Linked DNA regions of Homo sapiens: region 2 is linked to region 1. A link is an interaction called in ENCODE POLR2A ChIA-PET data of the cell type or tissue named here. Cell type or tissue: OCI-LY7. All regions are shown on one strand. Each heading gives the region's core, and the rest is flanking DNA. Links, peaks and the distances in the headings are about the cores only.

Evidence for each region. ChIA-PET counts read pairs that join two places held together with the same protein. Peaks named below come from ENCODE experiments on the same cell type or tissue, not always from the same donor. Only the 100,000 strongest peaks of a DNase experiment are listed, where the experiment ranks them.
Region 2: POLR2A ChIA-PET joins it to region 1 with 5 read pairs; 2 of 35 experiments call an interaction of 5 or more read pairs at or near these places.

The regions. Positions count from the first base shown.
Region 1 is chrX:24,834,951-24,845,444 of GRCh38, forward strand. POLA1 (DNA polymerase alpha 1, catalytic subunit) reads left to right here. Exons shown (of 37, transcript NM_001330360.2): 33 at 6,702-6,880; 34 at 8,596-8,727. Among named protein-coding and RNA genes, the nearest start is that of POLA1, 150 kb to the left of the region's middle. In OCI-LY7, for the core only: a CTCF peak has its summit at 3,855 (motif pointing right); DNase peaks (open chromatin) are centred at 3,871 and 4,611; H3K27ac peaks cover 525 bases.
Region 2 is chrX:24,773,160-24,783,653 of GRCh38, forward strand. The region is part of intron 26 of POLA1 (DNA polymerase alpha 1, catalytic subunit); the gene reads left to right. Among named protein-coding and RNA genes, the nearest start is that of POLA1, 84 kb to the left of the region's middle. In OCI-LY7, for the core only: no CTCF peak of the experiment used is centred there; DNase peaks (open chromatin) are centred at 4,702 and 6,462; H3K4me3 peaks cover 1,393 bases; H3K27ac peaks cover 4,539 bases.

The DNA of each region.
Region 1 (10,494 bases), core at 1,987-6,986:
TGGCCAATCTTATTATTCCTCTTTCCCACCTTCCCCTATTATTTTGAAGTATATCCTATATATTTATTTTGTGTGTTAATATTTCATTTTGCATTTCCTTTTTTTTTTTTTTAGAGACAAAGAGTCTCACTCTGTCACCCAGGCTGGAGTGCAGTGGTGCGATCTCGGATCACGACAACCTCTGCCTCCCAGGTTCAAGCGATTCTCCTGCCTTAGCCTCCTGAGTAGCTGGGATCGCAGGCATGCGCCACCACCCCCGGCTGATTTTGTTTTGTATTTTTAGTAGAGACGGGGTTTCACCGTGCTGGCCAGGCTGTTCTTGAACTCCTGACCTCAGGTGATTCTCCTGCCTTGACCTCCCAGAGTGCTGCGATTACAGGCGTGAGTCAGTGCGCCCGGCCCATTTTGCATTTCTAAAAGAAAAGATTCCCCTTTTCAGCATAACTACATTATTATCACATCACACCAAAAAACCTCACAATTCCTTCATTTCATCTAATTTCCAACAAGTGTTTATATTTCCGTGATTGCACTATGAATACACTTTTTTTAAAAAGCTCCTTGTTTGGATTGGAATCCAGTCAGGGTCAACTTGGTAGTTAATTTCTATTTTTTTTTTTCCTTTGTTGATCCTCCCAGTTTGTTAATTAAAGAAACTGGGCTTTTTGTCCTATAGAATTTTTCTCATTCTGGAGTTTACTGATCACATCCTGGTGGTATCTTTTAACATGTTCCTCTGTCTCCTATGTTTCCTATAAATAGTTAGATCTAAAGATGTGATTATATTTAGGCTCAATTTATTTTATTTTATATTTTCTAAAATATAAAATACACACTTCTTCCTAGGCAATGGGGTTTATGTCTATTTGAGTTTCAATGCATTTTGCAACAAATTCATAGATGTTTCATAAGAAATATTTAGAATGCAATTTTCTCACCTTTCCAAGTGTGAATTTTTCATAGTATAACATGCATACAGAAAAGTACACAAAACCTAACTAAACTGCTTGATAAATTTTCACAAGGTCATCATGCACTAGTGTAGTCATTACTGAGCTCAAGAAACAGTACATTACTACATTCCCAGAAGGCCCCTCATGTCTCCTAGAAATGATCCTCTACATACCTGGCATCTAATAACATAGATGAGGTGGATTTTTGGGGATATTACACAAATTGCGTCTTTGTTCTTTGTGTCTAGACTACTTTTACTGAATATTGTTTGTGAGATTCATCCATGTGGTTGTCCTTCCTTTCTGTAAATTCTGTATAATATTTCATTGTCTGAATATACCACACTGTATGGCTATCTACTGGAGGTACACCTATGAGTTGTTTCCACATTTGAGGTATTTTGAATAGTGCTGCTTTGAGAGTTGTTGTACAGGTCCTCTGTCAAACGTAAGCATGTATTTTTCTTGGGGATGTACTAAGGAGAATTGCTAGGCCATCAGGGACATGTATGTTTACTTTTAGTAGATTCTGCCAGTTTTCCAAAGCGGTTCTACTCGTTTACACTTCCTACTAGCAGTGTTTGGGTGCTCCACATTCTTACCAACACTTGGTAAGATAGTGTTTTCCATCTTCATTTTACATGGTGGCATAGAGTTGTGGTTTTAATTTGTATTTCTTTGATGACTAATGAAGTTGAACACCTTTTCACATGCTTCTTGGCCATTGGAGTATTTCCTTTCGTGAGGTGCCTGTTCAAGTCTTTGTCTGTTGTCCTGTTGGCTTTTCTTTTTCTTATTGATTTGCAGGCATTTCCTATGTGTTCTAATTACGAGTCTTTTGGAAGTATATATTACAGTTTGAGTATCCGTTATCTGAAATGCTTACGACCAGAAGTGTTTGGGATTTTTTCGGATTTTGTAATATTTGCATATAGATAATTAGCTATCTTAGAGATGAGACCCAAGCCTAAACATGAAGTTCATTTATGTTTTATATACATCTTATACACGTAGCCTGAAGGCAGTTTTATACAATATTTTAAAAAATTTTGTGCCTGAAACAAAGTTTTGACTGCAACTCATCACATGAGGTCAGGTGTGGAATTTTTCACTCGTGGTATCATGTTGGCACTCAAAACGTTTCAAATTTTGGAGGATTTCAGATTTTTGGATTAGGGATGTTCAACCTACACAAACATCTTTTCCTATTTGGCATGCTTTTTAAGAGTATAATTCACATAATTTACCATAAAATGCTAAAATCTTGAGTATTATACAATCAGTTATCTAGGCACAGACACAGAACATTTTCATCACTCCAGAATGTTCCCTCGTGCCTCTTCCCAGTCAGCACCTCTGTTATAGTAGCAATCGCTCATCTGAAATCTATCAGTATAAGTTAGTTTTGCCTATTCAAGATTTTCGTATAAATGGTTTCCTACAGTATATACTCTTTTTGTGTGCAACTTCTTTCACTTAGCATGGTATTTTTGAGATTCATCTGTCTTGTTGCATGTAGCAGTATTCACTCTTTCATTGCTGAGTAGTATTAGCTGAGTAGTATTATGGTAGATTATACCAGTTAATCCATTCACTTGTTGATGGACATCTAGAGTGTTTCCATTTTTGGCTATTATGAATAAAGCTGCTATGAGCATTCTGTGGATATAGCATTCACCATTTGAAAATTATTTTTTTCTTTAATCATACTAAATTTTCAGTTCGCATATTGTCCTCTAAGATGTCCAGATATATGAAAGCCTGGACTCATGCAAAAGATAAATGGTTTACTTCCTCTAAGAAATTTTTACAAAAAAATTTCACTCAATGGGATTCTGTTAATTAGCTTCCCTCATAGATTAAATGATCCATATTACAAACAACTGCTTGTAAATACCAGTTACTCCCTTTACTCATTTGGAATTTCATTTATGTGGATTTTCCCTCTTCCCCACTTGCATGAACATATGTAAGGGTTTTACTGTAGTTATTTGCTGTTGCACTAATAGAGACCTTGTCTTTTGAAGGAAGGAAAGTATTTGATTAAATGTATCAGCCTCTCTAATAACAATATGTCTCAAGTTATGAACAGTTTAAAAACTCCTTGGGAGTGGGGGCAGGTGAACATTCTAAAAACAGGCATAATTTACAATGGTTAGAAAGTGCAATGGTAGAAAAATAATTTTGTGCTAAATGTCACACTGGGGGTGTGTGTGATAAGGCTATGGTGACTTAAGTAAAGACAGTACTGCTAAACTCATACACCCTGATGCCTATGATGTTACTTTCTATAAATACTTCTTGAAACATGAGAGTTTTGATCCTGTTGCCAAAATAATGTGAGATCCTAGAAATTTTCTAATTATAAATGACAGTATTTTAATTTCATTCCACTGCCTCTTTTGTACCCTCAACCCCAGCACAAATGAGTCCATCACTACAAGCCACATAATTGAATTAAAGCATACATCATCTCAGCCTATTCTGGGGGGAAACCACGGCTGCTCTTCCTCCAGATAACTAGTTTTGCAAAGCCCAGGCAGGCTGCTTCTTCCTTCATTCTGTGCCTCACCAAAAGACTTAAGTCACCTGTCAAGAGCTAGCCTAAAAGAAATGGAAGTTACTTTTCTCAAATGGGGCATAAAGTTTGTTCCTTTAAGCCAGTTCAGAGAAAGCTTTCAGTAGAAGCAATAAGGAATTTGGGATTCAGTTTTGCATTTCTTGCTCAAAGACTAATGTACGCAGTGTAACATTAATTATACGGTGTAGATGCATGTAGGGCAAGTGCAGTAATAAAGATTTTGCTTTAATGTCATTTTTGACAGAAGTGTTTAATTTTGGAGTGACAACAATTAAAAATGGAATTATATGTAGCTGCTGTTTTGCACATTTTAAAATTCAGAATCTCTACCTGTAGGTGGCAGCACCAGATACTTGTTTCTTGTTTCACTCCAGACTTAATGAGTTTAGGGTATAAGCAGTAAAACTTTAAAGTCTACTGAAACTTCGAAATAAGCTGCTGTTACCAGTTTTGTGAGAATTTGGAAAAACTAATGTATGTGTTGACTAAGTTTGGGGCTTATTTAACCCTGGATTTTCACCTTTTCAAAAAAGATTCCAGCAGCAATGATCCTTACTTTTTTAACATGACATTGTATGTTTTCTTAAAATGATTTAATTTAGCCCTCTGTGGTTTGCCTGTTGAACTTATAACTGCTCTCCCAAGAAAATAACTTTTTAATGGCATTTTGGTATTTAAGTAACTTGTACAAGGATCATTATATACCTAATATTTTAAGCTCATTACAGTCTCTTCTCCCTTTATATTTTTACATTTTAGCATTGAACTATGACCAAGAGACTATTGAGATTGAAGCTCCTTCCCCTGGGGAAAAAAAAAATCACCTTGGGAATAAATCTGAAGTAATTAGCTGAGCCAGTTGACTTTGTTACTGCCATGGGAAGATTGAGTGATTTGTAGAAATGGATATTTAGGGTAGACATTTAGAGTAGACATTTCACAGGGCCTGGTATTTTTCGCAAGTTGCAGCCAGTCGTTTGGGTGTTTCTCCATGAGTAAGTAACAAGATGGCCCACACCCACTTTTAGCTTACTCTGCAGGCAGGCTGTCCCGGGTCAGTGCTTGCAGGTTCATGCACTCAGGTGCACCAAGTGAGCCATGGCTGGTGGGGAGGGGTAGAGAGTAGCTCCTCTTGGTTCCTTTTCGTAGCCTGGCCAATTTTGTATATGTGCAAACCAGCATTGTTTTGTTCCTTTATTTTTGGACTGTGAAAGAAACTTGCCTTTTAGAAAAATCTTGCTTATTTTCTTTTTCCTTATCTTTTGATTAGTGTTGGCCTGGGAAATTGATTAATAGTCATAGGGTCAGAGAAAAAGTGAAGCTGCTTTCTCATAATTGCAAATAAATCAAAACATTATGTGAATACTTGGATTCACAACTAGAGTTTGAATTAGCGACAGTTACCCCTCACTACAGAGATGAACTGGCCTCATTCAGCGGTGTGGTCTCTCTCAATTCCTCTGACCATCCTTAGCTTTAAATGTGAGAGTATATGTATTCCCACATAATTCTCTAATTTACTATTTCTCTTAGGGGTTAGGTAACTTGTAAAATAAGAATGTATAGTGTCTTGGTGACAAGTGGCCCATGTTAACATAATTTATGTCACTAATGAAGAACAGCTTTTCAAATTGTTCTGAATGTGTATTCTTTGTTTTTATCATATACTACCACTTTAGGAAATACTTTAATTCCTACAACGAGTAGCTATTAACTTCATATGCAGCATGAACATGTCTCATATAGTTTTCTAAATGCATAATCTTGAGCGAGTACAGTCTGGATTAAATGATGTTCATTCACTATTTTATTTTTTCATTGAAATGACATTTATTTAGTGCTTGCCACGCAGTAGGCAGCGTTGAACTCGGTTTGTTCTATATTATCCAATTTAAACTTCAAAAGTGTATGATCAGTGATGCTACCTCCGTTTCGCAGGTGAGAAAAGTGAGACTCTGTGTCTCAGTTGTCTTATTCTTTGTTTGGCCCCTTTCAACTGTGAAGAGTCAGCCTCCAGTATTTTATAATTACTAGATGTCGCTTGACAGCTGACCAAATAGGATTTAGGATTCTGTCACTGAATTCTGAATGCATCTGTTAGATTTATCTACCTATGTAGCTGTTGATAAATTTTAAACAATTTTTAGATATTTTTGGTATTTGTGAGCTTTTGGCTTAGTGACTGTTTTATATTACTTATTTACCTTTATACTAAAATAAGATAGTTTTCTCTTAGATTTCCAAAAGCTTTTCCTTAGATTTCCAAAAGATAGAAATATTGTCTCTTATAATCTTTTCTTGAAAGCATCCCTTAGCAATCCCTAAAATTCTAAGAAACAGTGTAGAATAATTATTTTTAAGTATAAATTCAAATAGTAAATTTTGGCACACATGTTTTGACCAAGGGTAAATTAAATTGGTTGGCCTAAAAATGTTTCTTTTCTTTAATTAGTTTGTGGAAACAAAATAGCATAAACATGCATTGATTGATTTCTTATGTTGTTTTGAATGAAATATGGAAGGTATATTTGGTTTCAGGATTCTCAGGGACATTTTGGCCTGTAGAATCTGTAGACCCATTGTTTTTGCACATATTTTAAATTTCTGAATTTCGAACATCAAGAAAACCATGTTGCATTTTGTCTCAGATGCTGCTACTGAATTTTAACCACTGAATTAGATTGCAACCTACATGCTGTTAACTACTGAGCCAAGATGAAATCGACTACTGCATTGAAATCAGGGTTAGCTGTGTCTGCACTTGAAGGAGTTGTAATGGCAGTGAACCTGTTTTCTTTAATGGGATTTTTATTCCCTGATTTTATTCTCAGTTTTAATTGTGACTTTGATTTTAAGAGAATTTCTTAGTACACATTTATTTGAGGTTTTCATTGTAACTTTAAGAGAATAATAAAAAACATCCTATCGAAGTAGGTGCTTCCAAACCCATATGTTCAGTGGCATATTTCTGTGTTGTGTTGTTGCAGTTACTTGTTTTATTTATAAAGTATCTCTTGTAAAAAGAGAAGTCATTTGTCCATGTGCTTTTGAGTTCAAATGGTTGTGTGTATGTGCATGAATTTAAAATAATTTTTTGTGGGAGTTTTCTTCTTTGGGGTATTTTTGGAATACTTTTCTGAATTTGTTTTTTTCTTTTACATTAATAGGACTTGACCCCACCCAATTTAGAGTTCATCATTATCATAAAGATGAAGAGAATGATGCTCTACTTGGTGGCCCAGCACAGCTCACTGATGAAGAGAAATACAGGGACTGTGAAAGATTCAAATGTCCATGCCCTACATGTGGAACTGAGAATATTTATGATAATGTCTTTGATGGTTCGGTTAGTTGTTTCTGTCTTTCATTTTGTGAGTGAACTTGTATAAAGGCCTTACCCCCTTCCCCCACTATGGGGTATATAAAAAGGGCGAAATAAACACACACATGTTGCTTTCATGTGTTTAAAGAATTTTAGCATCATGTGAAATCTACCTTCACAGCTTGCTTTTATTTCTGTTTGAAAACTCTTACTTGAATGTGCTTGAATATTGTTTTGGCTTCCTAGAGTGCTTGACCTTGGTTTTTAAGTGGAATCCCTTAAAAATTCTAAATTATCTTAAAGTATTTTTATTATAATTTCTTAATTAGTAACCTGTATTGTCCCACTGTCAACCCCCATCTATTAAGACTTAGACCAATATTTTTCCTTATCTTAAATCAAGTTACTGGGAACTAAGTGTTTTGGGAAAGTTTGTGTTTGTCTTTACACATCCCACTTACCTCCATTTTGCAAAGGTACTCTTATCTTTTCTGCTGTCTTTGCATATTAGACATTTAAAAAGTCACAGGGAGACATTCCTTTCAAGAAGTACTGCCAAAAAATGTATTATTGACCTTGGATCAGAGCTTGAAACTTGGCCAATTTACTTGATTTCCACTGCAGTGTTATGCATGTACTAGCCATTGGCAAAGGAATAGGCAGCAGAACTGTGTAAAACCTTGAAACTGAAAGAAAAGACGCCCTTTATCTAAATTAAAAGTAATTATTTTAAGTTAATTTGGACAAACAGCAGATGTTTTGCATTTTTTTGAATCAAAACAAAGCAGTCTTTGGAAGCAAGTGCAAGGAAGAGGCAGACACAGATCAGCAATACTTGCTAAATCCTTGAGTTTTGCTTCATTACAGCTGTAAATAAGATAGTTAATTGCATGGAGGCTTGACGACTTGCAGATGGGCTAACTGTGGAAGAGCCGATGTCAAGCTCTGAAATCTCTTCCACCTGGAATTGCTTAGCGTGGCGGGTAGGGTTATGTACCAGATTGGAGCAGGAAACCAAGATGTTTAAGTATCAGAAAGGAAAACAAATGCTTCAGAAATCCCAACAGTTTTGCTATATATTACATTTGCCTTGTCTTTGTTTAAAACAAAACACAACAAAACAAAATGTTTTCTCCAAATATTAATATTTATTTATTTCAAATTTTTACTTCTCCTGCCTCCCTCCCCCAATACACTTCATTTTTTGGAAAAATTGCCAAAATTTTAGATTTGCTAAGCAGACAGTAAGTGATACTGTTTTTGTGGTACTACACTTTTAACTTTTAGACTTTATTTTTAAAATTAACTTGACAAGATGAAAACAAACTAATGTGATAAAGGCTCTTGTTTTTCTTCAAGTTTGTAATGAATAAATACAAATTTAAAGTTTTTAATCAGTATCTCTGAGAAAGAGGTTTATTTCCAGTAACATGACTTCACTGGTATTTACAGAGGGAAAATTATTTTATCCATAGAGTCCCTCGTATAGTGAATGTAAAATAGTGATTTCAGGGTTTTCCCTTTGACTTTGCACTCCATTATGATGATGGCAAGGAATGGAAGGTATGTATGACTAAAGCGGTCTTTGGGAGGAAAATAATTGAGAAGATAGGGTTAACAACTCACCAATAAAACGAATTAAGAATATTCAACACTAGGACAGCATGTAAGTTTTTAAGCACAAAAACCCTTTTATAGCCTCACAGTAATTTTTTGTATACTTCTCCTGACTTATGTAGGGAACAGATATGGAGCCCAGCTTGTATCGTTGCAGTAACATCGATTGTAAGGCTTCACCTCTGACCTTTACAGTACAACTGAGCAACAAATTGATCATGGACATTAGACGTTTCATTAAAAAGTACTATGATGTAAGTATCCATAATGATATTCTTACATACACAACTTATTGAGGTTTGGTACTTGTTTATTGGTTTTCATGAAACTAAAATTTTGAAAAGACTTTTGGGAAAAATTCCTAGTGAAATACTATTAATACAAATATGATAAAGTATGTAATTTTGGCATATTAGCATGACAAATTATTTGATAATTTCTCTCAGGCATTACATCTCTTTCATTTACGAGCAGTATTTTAAATAATGAAATTTTTACTTCTTTTAGAAAAAGCCAGAATATAATTAAGAAATGTTTTAGTTTATTGTTACCTAAATAAGACTAATTAAATGATTGCTTAGATCTTTGGATAAAGGAAGAAAAAAATCACTATTGGCTATTGTCAGCAAGTAGAGCCATAAGATCGTGTGTAGTGATCTTAGTGGACTGCCCACACAAAACTAATACTTTGTGTTTATGTAGCACTCTAAACGACTCCATACCCTAGTTTTTTGAGGAAATCAAATATCTTTTAAATTTAAATGCAGTTTTTCTGGCATTCAAAAGAGAATATCTAATTTTTATAAATTTATAGTAAAAATGCCAGAACAGTGAGTGATTTGTCTTCATTGGAAAGAAGGCTTTTATTCAGAGTTTTTGTTTTTAACGCATTTCACATGAATTAGTTTTTTTCTCTTCAAAAATTAAAAATTTCACATTTCCCACGTGATTTTTCTTAGTGTTTCAGTATGTCATTTGTCATCTAAACAAATTTTCTGTTACTTGAAAGTTTACTGTAACTTCTTTTTAAAAGCTACATTGGCAACACATTTCAAAAAAAAAAAAAAGCTCATGTCTTAGTTAAGGCCTATGACTTTTCTAAAGATTGTTCTGTACTTTTTACTCGTATTAGTTAACATATAATAGCATTTTCTTCTTTAAAATAGAACTCATTATGTGAAAAGTAACTATCAGATCATTAAGATGAAGAGTAAAAACATAGAGTTCCAGTATTATGATTTTGGTGTTGAATATATTTATCAGAAAAGCAAGTCAGTTTGCCTAAAGATTATTAAAAAATAATAATTATGACTACATTTTGGGAAAATCTGAAACATTTTAGTGAATAATCCTGTGCTGCCCTTACTGAACAGTGGATGGGAATAAAAGTTGGCTGTGGGGTCACATTCCTCAGTAGGTGAGATGTGCAGCACATGAAAATTTAGGCCAAATCAAAACTATTCAGCTCCTCATTTACAGGCCTCATTGAACAGAGTATGATCCTTGCTTGACTCTTGGGAAGAATTCTGAGCTTTCTCTCTGTGTTTAGTCTATCAAGATCTTCACCATGGAAATGTTAATACTAGAAGAAACTTATCTATTTCCTTCTTTAAGAGGGAATAGTCTGTTTTGACTAAGTTGCAAATACTCTGAAAAATGATCTTCTGTATAGCTAGAAATATGCCCTGACTGAAAGACTGATTTCTAACCTAATTGTGTGTATGTTGTGGTGGTGGTTATATAAGTATTTTTCAAGCTAAATAACCTACTTTTAGGGATCCAGATATTTAACACAAGGTTTCTAGAGCATTTGCTTTAATTGTTTTTTTGCCAGCCATCTCACTAACATCAAGTAACAGGTTTTTGTAGTTAACTGCCCACTTGATTGACATTTCTAAGGGATTTCTGATCAAAATAGCCATATGTCACTCCTGGGGTTAAAAATTGATATGACTGTCTTGAAAATTAGGAACTTATTTCTCTACTTTCTGATCTGAATTATATGTGATTGGATGGCAGAG
Region 2 (10,494 bases), core at 2,740-7,739, 61 kb before region 1:
TGACGAAGTTTTTCATGATATCTTTGTTGTCCAATCAAACAATGTGAACTGAATGCAGATAGAATCAGGGATCTCTTGTTTGCAGAACAACTATACTCTGGAAAGGTTTTATTAGTGGGTTATTGTCAACTGGGAGGGACACCTTGTGTGGTGAGGCTTAGTGACCCTGTCCTGAACAATGTTATTTACAGTGATTTTGATGAAAACAGAACATGAGCTTAACAGGTTTCCAGGTATGCCACAAAGTGAGAAGGATGGCTATAAGTTCTTCTGTACCATACTGTGGGCTCCCTGAGCAAGGGAGCTGGAGTGCTGAGAGCATTCCTTCTGGAGTCAAACTGCTACCTATTAGCTGTGTGGCTTTGGGCAGAGTTACCTAACCTTTCTGTGTCTTAGTTTCCTCATCTATAATAAAACAGGAATCAACAGAATATTTACCTCATGACGTTTGTTGGGAAGATTAAATAAGTTATTAAATGTGAAGCACTGAGAGTAGTTTCTGGTCCTTAGTAAGTGATCAATAAAGATGAGCTGCTATTGTTAATCTTTCTCTCAGATGGTAGATAACACTTCTTAAATGAATGCCTGAGTCAGTGTCATAAATGCTTTGTATGCTGGTGGGATGGGTCCATATTGCAAATGAAATGTGATGTGTAAGTTTTGCATTTATGTTTTATAATATTAGAACCGTCATGTAAAGATAGGGCTGAGAGTTATACTGTGTAGCTCCAGAAGGTAGAGATACGGTTTATTGATAGGAATTAGTGATAAGATACTTTCTACCAATTAGCTCTACTCAATAGTGGAGTTGCCCTTTCAGGTAGTGGAAGAATTCAGGTACAAGCTTCCAGACCATTACAAGTACATAATTGAAAAGAGAGGGCTTCTTTGGCTAGAGGTGAGACTAGATGACCTCTAAAGTCCCTTCCAACTCTAGGCTGATTCTGTGATTTTGAGTGGCATATGTAGGATTATCACATATCATGCAATAAGGCCCCACGAGTACATCTTTGGAAGGGTTGATGCTGCTAATCCTTGCCCACTCTGCCCTCTCTGCTTCAGTTTCTTTCACCTGTTGTGTGTCAGCCTGACAGTGGCCCATTCCTCAGCTTGATTCAGTTTTACAGCCCAGCTTAGTGTCCCAGGCTGCTCCCTCCTCAGCAGCAATGCCTAGAGGATGAGTATATGAACCAAGGGCACATTTTTCATAAGCATACAAGAAAATAGAAGATTGTTGCCTGCAAAGTGTATCTCAGAATTGTATTTTAAAAAAACAAGCAACAGTTTTGACCATGCCAGATGTACTCTTGTCGCTTTATTCGGGGCCAAGGGTGGACTTTACCTTTTTTGCTCAGCAGCTCTGGGCACTGGGTTTCTCTGCTTGTCTGGTTTCTTGCCTAAGTTCAGCATCAATATTCTAATCCCCTGGGAAGGAGCAGTTGAGCCCACACTGTTGTATATACTATGTGGGCTTGTATACCTTTGGCTGAGATTATTTTTCTGTCATGAACTCTGATTCCTTGCCTTATGCTATTTAAAGGTAGCTTCAAAATAAAGTTAGAAAGCTGAATTGGGAGCCCAACCAATTGCTTTTTCTTTTCAGGGTTCTTTGCTGAATAATTTCTGACACATCAATTGTGTAATTGTTTTGTGCTGCTCTCCCCATTTATAATATTTGGAGCATTGGCTTTTTGCCACACTTGTCAAGGGTTTATGGGAGTTAGTGACACGTAGTATACAAGGTTCTTTGAGATTCTTTCATGAAACTTGGTATTATCTTGAAAGCAAAAGGTTTAACTGTTCATTTGTTAGATGACTAGTGGGATTTTAAACAGATATAATCACACCATGTCTTTTTTTTAAATGTGATGTTACGTACATATGAACTTTTACTGCTCAAATTTTAAATTATGTGTTTTTTTTTCTTTTTTGTGTTTATAAAATCCATTATTAGCAAATACCTCAGGAAAACTTTAGAGTGAAAGTCCTGAAAAAATTTTCCACTCCATGTTTTTTAATGTTGTGGTTTGTCCTTAGTTTTGCCATCTGGTAATGAATGGTTGAAGTGATAAACTCCTGGCACCACCGCATTTTGCTGTTGATACTAGTGTGTGTCTATAGCTTGTGGTACAGAAGCACTAAGTGAGGTCCATGCTGTACAGTGAGAAGCCGAAAGAGTTGCTGCTCTGTGTGCCAGGTGGGTTAATATGTTTTAGAGAAAGCATCTGTGGAATTTTACAGTGGATGTTCTTTTGTAGCCGTATTAATTTTACTCCTTTTGAGTAGTATCATTTTACCAGCCAGAATCTAGAGCACGCACATGCATTATCAGAGTGATTTGAAACAGTGGTGTACACACGAGCACTGTGGGGATGGTTCTGATGCTTTCAAGGCCTAGAGTCTCACTGCATATATTCTGAGCCAGAGTGTTAATCCTACTGCCTTAAGAAGCCTTTGCTTCTCCTTTTAGTCTTTAGAGTTTATGAAACCAACAGCTTTGTAGTCTTCAATAGGAGGATTGTACATAGAGCTCTAAAGATTCTTGGAACATAGAAACCATAAAGAGGAACGTGTCTGTGTTTACTCTTGTGTTGTGTTATATGCACAGTGTAGAACTTTTTAAAATTGAAACAACAGAGGTAGATGATATTTTAAAAGATTACTAAACATTAGATTTTTAGACTCATCTCATTTAGGCTGAAAGGAACCTTCTAGTCCAGCCCCCTCATTTTACAGATGAAAAAATATAAGTCCATAAGGTCCCACTGAGCCTGAATCAGGGTTGATGTAAAACCTAGAGGTCTTCCTTCCCAAGCCAGATCTGGTTGGATCTCACCGCTCTTGTAACTGCTATAGAACACCACTGTAGCATTTAGAAAGTACTGAATCATTATGTAAGAAAATGACTCTCTCAGTAAAACAGTGTAGTTGTTGAGTCCATAGTCCAAGCAGGTTTTATCGTTTGTATTAAGTAACTTCAGCTGTTCCATAGTCTTCAGAAAGTCTGAGCTGACTATATTTATTTTATCCACCTTTTACCCAGTTAACAGAATGCTTACTCTCTTATTGCCACTTAAAAGTCATCTGGAAGACTCATGCTGATAATGTAATGCATGGTGAAGGAAGGGGGTAAAGTAGGAAAACATAATTATTGCATGCACGGTCTTTTTAAAGGCTCTTTTCTCCTCTTTTTCCCAGTTTAGTTGGGTAGATCTGATTTATATAGCATTTTCCCCCCTTTTCCTAAATTGGATAAGAGCTGGAAGACTATTCAGGAAAAGCTATAAGCTATAGCAAAGCGTGTGAAAAGACAGTAGTTTGTGCCTTTCTCAACCTTGTTATAGATCTGTGGATAGTTTGGAGTTTACAAAACTGTACTTAAATATTTTCTTTAATATAGGTTAGGGACAGATTTCTATTTGCTATTGATGACTGTCAAAACAACTTCCCTAGAATGATTGTCACAGAGCATGGGGCCTCATTTTCTGATGGAGAAACTGCTTTGGTTTATTCTCACTGTTTTTACATGATTATTTCTTATTTTCTCAAGTGCTTATGACATTTAAAAAATCTGTGGTTGAGAATTGTGGCAGCCAGTATTATGAGAAAGAGAAACTAGGTGCCTGTAAACTATTTAAATACAAACAAATGATAGCAAAACTTAACCAGGAAGAACATGAGTTTGAAATTGTTGATGAACGTGATCTAGGCCTAAGACAAGCTGAAACTGTATTTCTCATTCATTCTTTCTTAACCAGAATTGCTTTACCTTCAAACTCAAGCAAATCTTTTGTTTAATCCTTGAGAATTGATACTTCAGAGGATTTCTTTATTTCAGTTATTGATGGACATTATTCTTAGGATTCAGTACTGGGTCAAGATGTGTGTTTTTTCAGCAATGTTTGACTGAATCCCAAGCTTTCTCAAGGCATATTTAAAAACCAGTACTGGTAATAGGCAGACTTACATACAGTTTTATCAGTTTATCTCTGCTTTTTTGAGGGAGAGGGAGTTTCAGCTAAGTTGGGTTTGTGCTCGTGAAATACAATACAAAAAGATTTGACCAAATAACTTTCTAATCATCCTTGCTGTATGTATATTTTGGTAAAATCCTGCTCACAGGGAAAATGTCTTGTTAATTTTTGGTTACACTAAAGACATTCTGAGCAACTAACTTTGGTGTGTAGGGCTAAAATTACTTGAAATGCTGAGATTGTATTGTTTTGGGAAGAACTTAAGTAGCATTCTATTTGTGTTAAATGTTCTTGTTAAGGCAATGGAAAAGATATTAGTTGAATATATTTTTTCAAATTAACTTTTTTGTCTTTGTGTTTTTATTTTAAAAAGCTTATTGTATTGTCTTGTATTAAAAAAACACATAATGGAAAATTTACCATCTTAACCATTTTTAAGTGTGCAGGTGCACACAACACAGGTGCACTACGCAATTCACTGCCAGTTACAGTAGAGTAAGAAGTAGATATTTGCCTTTGGGGATCTTGGGAAGAAGACTGCTATCTATCTCTAATCCTCATGGAATCCTTAAGTGGTAGGTGCCAAGGGCTAAGGTGAGGGGGGAGAGGTGGAGGGAGTTGTTTAATGGGTACAGAGTTGAGCTCCTTTCTCTATAAAGCATTTAAGCTTTTTTGTTGCCATTAATTGCTTCTATGGGCTAAAGAAACTGAAAGTGTGGGCAGGTAATCACTTGGCTACTAATATAAAGAGGAAGTGAAACAAAGGACTGGCTTAATGGTTCAGGGTGGAAAGTATACACAGTTAAAAGTAATGTTATATGGTCTTGTAAATAGTTGTGCATATATCCGATGTCAATAAGAATTAGTAATACCAAGTTAAAAGAAAAGCATTATTTTAATATTTGTATACCTTTTGGAAATGAAAGATGGGATTATTTAAAGAGCAAAAAACTAAAGATGTTCTAGTTGGTAAGTGACTTTATTTGATGTGATTTGTTATTCGGATTTACCTGTGATTAGAGTGGTCATATATTCTTAATAGTTTCTTCCTTTTTGTGAGACAAGGTAAGAGCAGCTTGGCATCTAAGTTTTGGATAATGTGTTGCTACTTGATTTTTTTTTTCCCCAAGATGGAGTCTTGCTCTGGAGTGCAGTGGCACGATCTCGGCTCACTGCACCCTCCACCTCCCAGGTTCAAGCGATTCTTCTGCCTCAGCCTCCTGAGTAGCTGGGACTACAGGCGCCCGCCACCACACCTGGCTAATTTTTGTATTTTTAGTAGAGACGGGGTTTCACCATGTTGGCCAGGCTGGTCTTGAACTCCTCACCTCAAGTGATCTGCCCGCCTTGGTCTCCCAAAGTGATGGGATTACAGGCGTGAGCTGCTTGCTTTTGAGAGGCATCCTAAACATGTTGGATGGCCTACCCTTATTTTCTGAACTAAAATATGTTAAAATTAATTTGGTTTTGAGAACTTTTGAAAAATCATCTGACTTTAATCTAGCTAATATGAGTTTTTTTCCCTATGCTCTGGGCACTATCCTAAGTATTTTACATACATTACTTAATCCTCATAGAAACCCTGTGATATTATTTTTCCTTTTTTACAGAAGAGGAAAGCAGCTATAGAGAGGTTAAATTGCTCACTTAAGGTCATAGATGTAACGATGGAATTAGGATTTGAACCCAGGTGGTTGGCTGTGGGTTGACATTTATCATTTTAACTGCTTTGTGATGTTACTCCATACTGAGCATGTAAATGTTCTTGGCACTCAGCACATTGTAGGATTTAAACAAATAACATTTATATCTGTTGAGCTTCTTAGAATGACTGGAGATGAAGTAGTCTGCTATAAAAATAAGATAGGAAGCCATTGTACTGGACACTACTGATTTAGCTAATTGATTTCAATCCAGGAACTGATTAGACATTTCTTTCTTTCTTTCTTTCTTTTTTTTTTTGAGATGGAGTCTCACTCTTATCACCCAGGCTGGAGTGCAGTGGCGCCATCTCGGCTCACTGCAACCTCTGCCTCCCGGGTTCAAGCAATTCTCCTGCCTCAGCTTCCTGAGTATTTAGGATTACAGGTGCCCACCATCACACCCAGCTAATTTTTATATTTTTAGTAGAGACGGGGTTTCACCACCTTGGCCAGGCTGGTCTCGAGCTCCTGACCTTGTGATCCACCTGCCTCAGCCTCCTAAAGTGCTGGGATTACAGGCGTGGGCCACCGCGCCCGGCCTAGACATTGATTTCTAACCTTGAGGTCCATGTGTGAGTTCCAAGAGAAACTAAAGAATGACCTCAGACAATCATTTAGCAAATGATATTGTTTTGTTCATGTAGTATGGCTTTTGTCCTCTGCTTTTATACTTGTACAATAATAGAATTTAAGAACTGGTCCTGACTTGGTCTAGGTAGTCAAATTCAACCTCTGCATTTTACCATTTGAGGAAACAGGTAAAAGAACCTTCTTAAGGTCACTAAAAAAGGAAGTGCCAGAGCCAGGATTTAATGCATAATAGCTCACACTGACCTAGTTTTACCATGAGCCAGGCAGTGTTCTAGAGGCTTTATATATGTTAACTCATTAACTCCTCAGAACAAGCCTATGAAACAGATACTGCTATATACCCACGTTACAGCTGAGAAAACTGAGGTTATGTAACATACACAAAGTCACACAACTAGTAATGAGTAGAGCCAGGATGCAAATCCAGTCATTTTGGCTCCAGTTTGTCTCCAAACCCTCCTCATGGTTGTAACATATATAATTGCCATCTTTTTTTAAGAGCAAAAATGGTTGAATATCAGCCATTTCTTATAGTTCAATCTGACATAGCTTGAGCTCTTTCTATGGCATTTCAGTACCTTACCACAATGCGTATTTGTGGTTATTATTATATCCCACTTGATCTTGGTATATGATCCTTTTAATGTGCTGTTGAATTTGGTTTGTTAGTATTTTATTGAGGATTTTTATATCTATGTTCATCAGGAGTTCGGCCTGTAGTTTTCTTTTTCTTTTCATATCTTTGATTAGCTTTGGTATCAGGGTAATGCTGGCCTTGTAAAATGAGGTTGGAAGGGTTCCTTCCTCTTCACTTTTTTGGAAGAATTTGAAAAAGATTGCTGTTCTTTAAATGTCTGGTAGAATTCACCAGTGAAGCCAACGCATGTTGGTCCAGTATCCTGTTGAATAGAAGTGGTGAGATCAAAAATACTTATCTTGTTTCTGGTATTAGGGGGAAAGCATTTAGCCTTTCGGCATTAAGTATGTTGTCAGCTGAAGATTTTTCTTGTATGTCCTTTTTCAAATTGAGGAAATACCTTTTTGTTCTACTTTCTTGAGGGTTTTTTAAAACCAGTAATGAGTGTTGGATTTTTTCAAATGCCTTTTCTATGTCTATTGAAGTGATCATGAGATTTTTTTTGTTTTGTTCTGTTTTATTTTTTAGTTTGTTAATATGGTGATTTATAATGATTGCTTTTCAGGTGTTAAGTCAACCTTGCATTTCTGGGCTAAACCCCACTTGGTCATGTCTATGAATACTTTATTTTTGGATTTTTATTTACTAAAACGTTTAGAATTTTTACATGTATGTTTATGAGGAATATTGGTCTGAAATTTTCTTTTCTTGTAATATCTTTGTCAGTCTTGGTCAGACTAGGGTAATGCTGCCCTCACAATGTGTTGAGAAATATTCCTTCCTCTTCCATTTTCTGGGAGAGTTTGTGTAGAACTGGTATTATTTCATCTTTAAATGTTTGGAGTAATTCACCACAGAAACTATCTGGGCCTGGACTTTTATTTGTTTAAAAATTTTTAACTACAAATTCAATTTGTTTGACAGACAGTCAAGTTGTCTGTTTCTTCTTGAGTGAGCTTTAGTATAATAGTTTGTGTCTTTCAAGAAATTTGTCAGATTTATTGGCACGAAGTTTTTAAATAACATTCCCTTTTTATCCTTTTAATATCTAGAATTGGTAATGGTGTCATCTCTTATTGCTGATGTTGGTAATTTGTGTCTTTTCTTTTTTTCCAGCGATGGTAGTCACCCTGAACTCTGTCTTCTGGCTCTTCAAGCCAGAAGAAATGGGCATCTTGCCTGGTGCCTTTCCTTTTTACCAATTGTAGACATCCCTCCATTTTTGGCAAGTTTTTCGTTGTGCTCCAGTGCCTTCAGGTAGTGGCTTTTTACATTGTCCAGAGGTTATCAACGGTAAGAGGCTATTTTTGCCCAGTGCTGAAGATGGCATCTCTGGGTTTTGGTTTTGTAACATTCTAGCAAAGCCAGACATGCTTTGCTGCAGTGAAAGTGTGGAACTGGATAATTGAGCAGCACTGTTTATTCATTGTTGCCTTTATTGGATCTCATATGGAATAACCCCACTGGATATTAGAGTAAATTACAGAGTTAGGAAAAGGTGAAAAAGAGAAATGTCGGGTTAGCTCTTTTCAAAATATTTTCAGTGGGAGAAATTGTTGTCACTTTAAAAAGTGAGCTTTTTAAAAAACGAACATTTTGAGTACTGAATATGTTAAGCTTCTGAATGATTTTGAGTGCTTTTGCTTGTCATGGGGAAGTTTTTCAAGAGAAGATGACCTTTTAGGCCTAAAAACAAAGCATTTCTAATTGCTTAATGTGTATTGTATCAAGTAAATTATCATTAGGTCATATTAATGCTATGATACTTAAATATTTTATTTGTAGTGGAATCCATTTTCTGATCATTTTATACTGAGCATTTATGCCAATTTTAGTATATATTGTAATTCAAATTAAAAAATGCTAGAAGTCATCTTAGGTCTCTGGATCTCAGCCTGGTATTTACTGAGTAGCTGTCAGGAGCCATGCACTGTTCTAGGCACAGGAGGTTCAGTGGTGAATGAGGAGCTTATATTCTTAGAAGCTCAGAAATCTAACCCTGTTAGCACACTGTAGATGGTCAGACTCACATGTACTTGCCCTAATGCCAATTTGTTCATCTGAAATGAGAAGTACAGCTGTTAATTAGACTGGTGAGGTCGAACTGAGAGATTAGTGCATTTTCTCTTTATAGACAACCCACATGGGAAGCCAAATTACAATCACAAGGTTGCTTGGTGAGAATGGAATCAAAACAAAGGGACTTGGATAGATAATCCATGATTAGGACACACCTGCCACAGAGACTATTTGGGTTTTCCCTAAGTAGTGCTGAGCAGTAAAGCTTGCCAGTGTCTGGGTCTTCAGACTTATTTTTATGCTGACCATTTTCCTTTGTTCACACCATCTTTTTCAAACCAAGCTGCAATACAGTTCACTAAATGACAAGCACATTCCAGGCCTGCTTCCTAAGATTAAACTTAGATCACCTTTGGAAACATGTAGAGGCTTCCAAATTCTGAGCTTAGGTACACACCTGTAGAGAGTCTCTTGTTTGATTTCAACAGAGTGCTACCTTAGCCATTGTGCAAGTGCGTTTTTACCCTCAGAGGGTATCATTTTTTTCCCCCTTACATCCATGGTGTGGGGGAAGTGTTTGAGTCCCTTATAGTGGTCCCCATGTACTGCCAATAATACCGTTTTATTCTGTTCAAGTGGTAATGGAAGATTTGACTTCTGTTTTTTTATATGATTTACTGATGCCAAACCCTTATTAAATCAGTCCCCACTTCTACCATGTTTCCACAGGAGAGGCTAATCTGTCTTAATAAGGTAAAATGAATTTATTTGAAAATGTAGTAAATGTAATAAATAGCTAAACTTAAACCTAGAAAGTCCTGGAACCCAAGCATACATGTTTGATTTTTGTTGTTGTTGTTTAATGAGGGGATATACTGGAATTCTCTTTAAAAGATCCAGGGAACATGCCTTTAGGGATGAATCACATGCCTTGAGGTCTAATAGAGACCCAAACATTGGAATTGTGAGCCATTTTCACATACTAGATTCTTATATTGTTCCTTCAGTTATTGTCTGTACACCAGTGGCCCACAATCCAGGTTAAAGTACTACTCAGTTTGCTGTTAAAAAAAGTAAACGAAGTTAAGACCCAGTGATAGCCATGGTTGTCATATTTTCAGTACAAATAAAGTGGTATCACTGTCCATATATCCACCAAAACCTATGGTCAGCCAGCAAAGCCTTGGCAGGTACCTGTTTGCAGGTTCCTTGGAGGCAACAACCATAACAACAATAGCAATAGTGAAAGCACATAGTGATATATGTGTGTAGTGCTTTGTAGTTTTTTCACAGAGCCCTGTCACCTGAATTATCTAAATTTCACAAGTGCAATATATAATGTGTAGGTATGCTGGTAACCATTTCTGCTTTCTAGTCAACCATAACCTTACCTACACTCTTTTGTACTATAAATTTTTGGCCTGAGAAATAGGAAAATCTATTTTCCCCATTCAGACTGCCAAAATACCTTCTTTTATGGACAAATTTAATTATTTCGTGAAATTTTAGGCTATGCTTCTAAGGATTCTTAACACCAAGTTTAAAGTCTTTTCTTGATTTATTTTTTTTA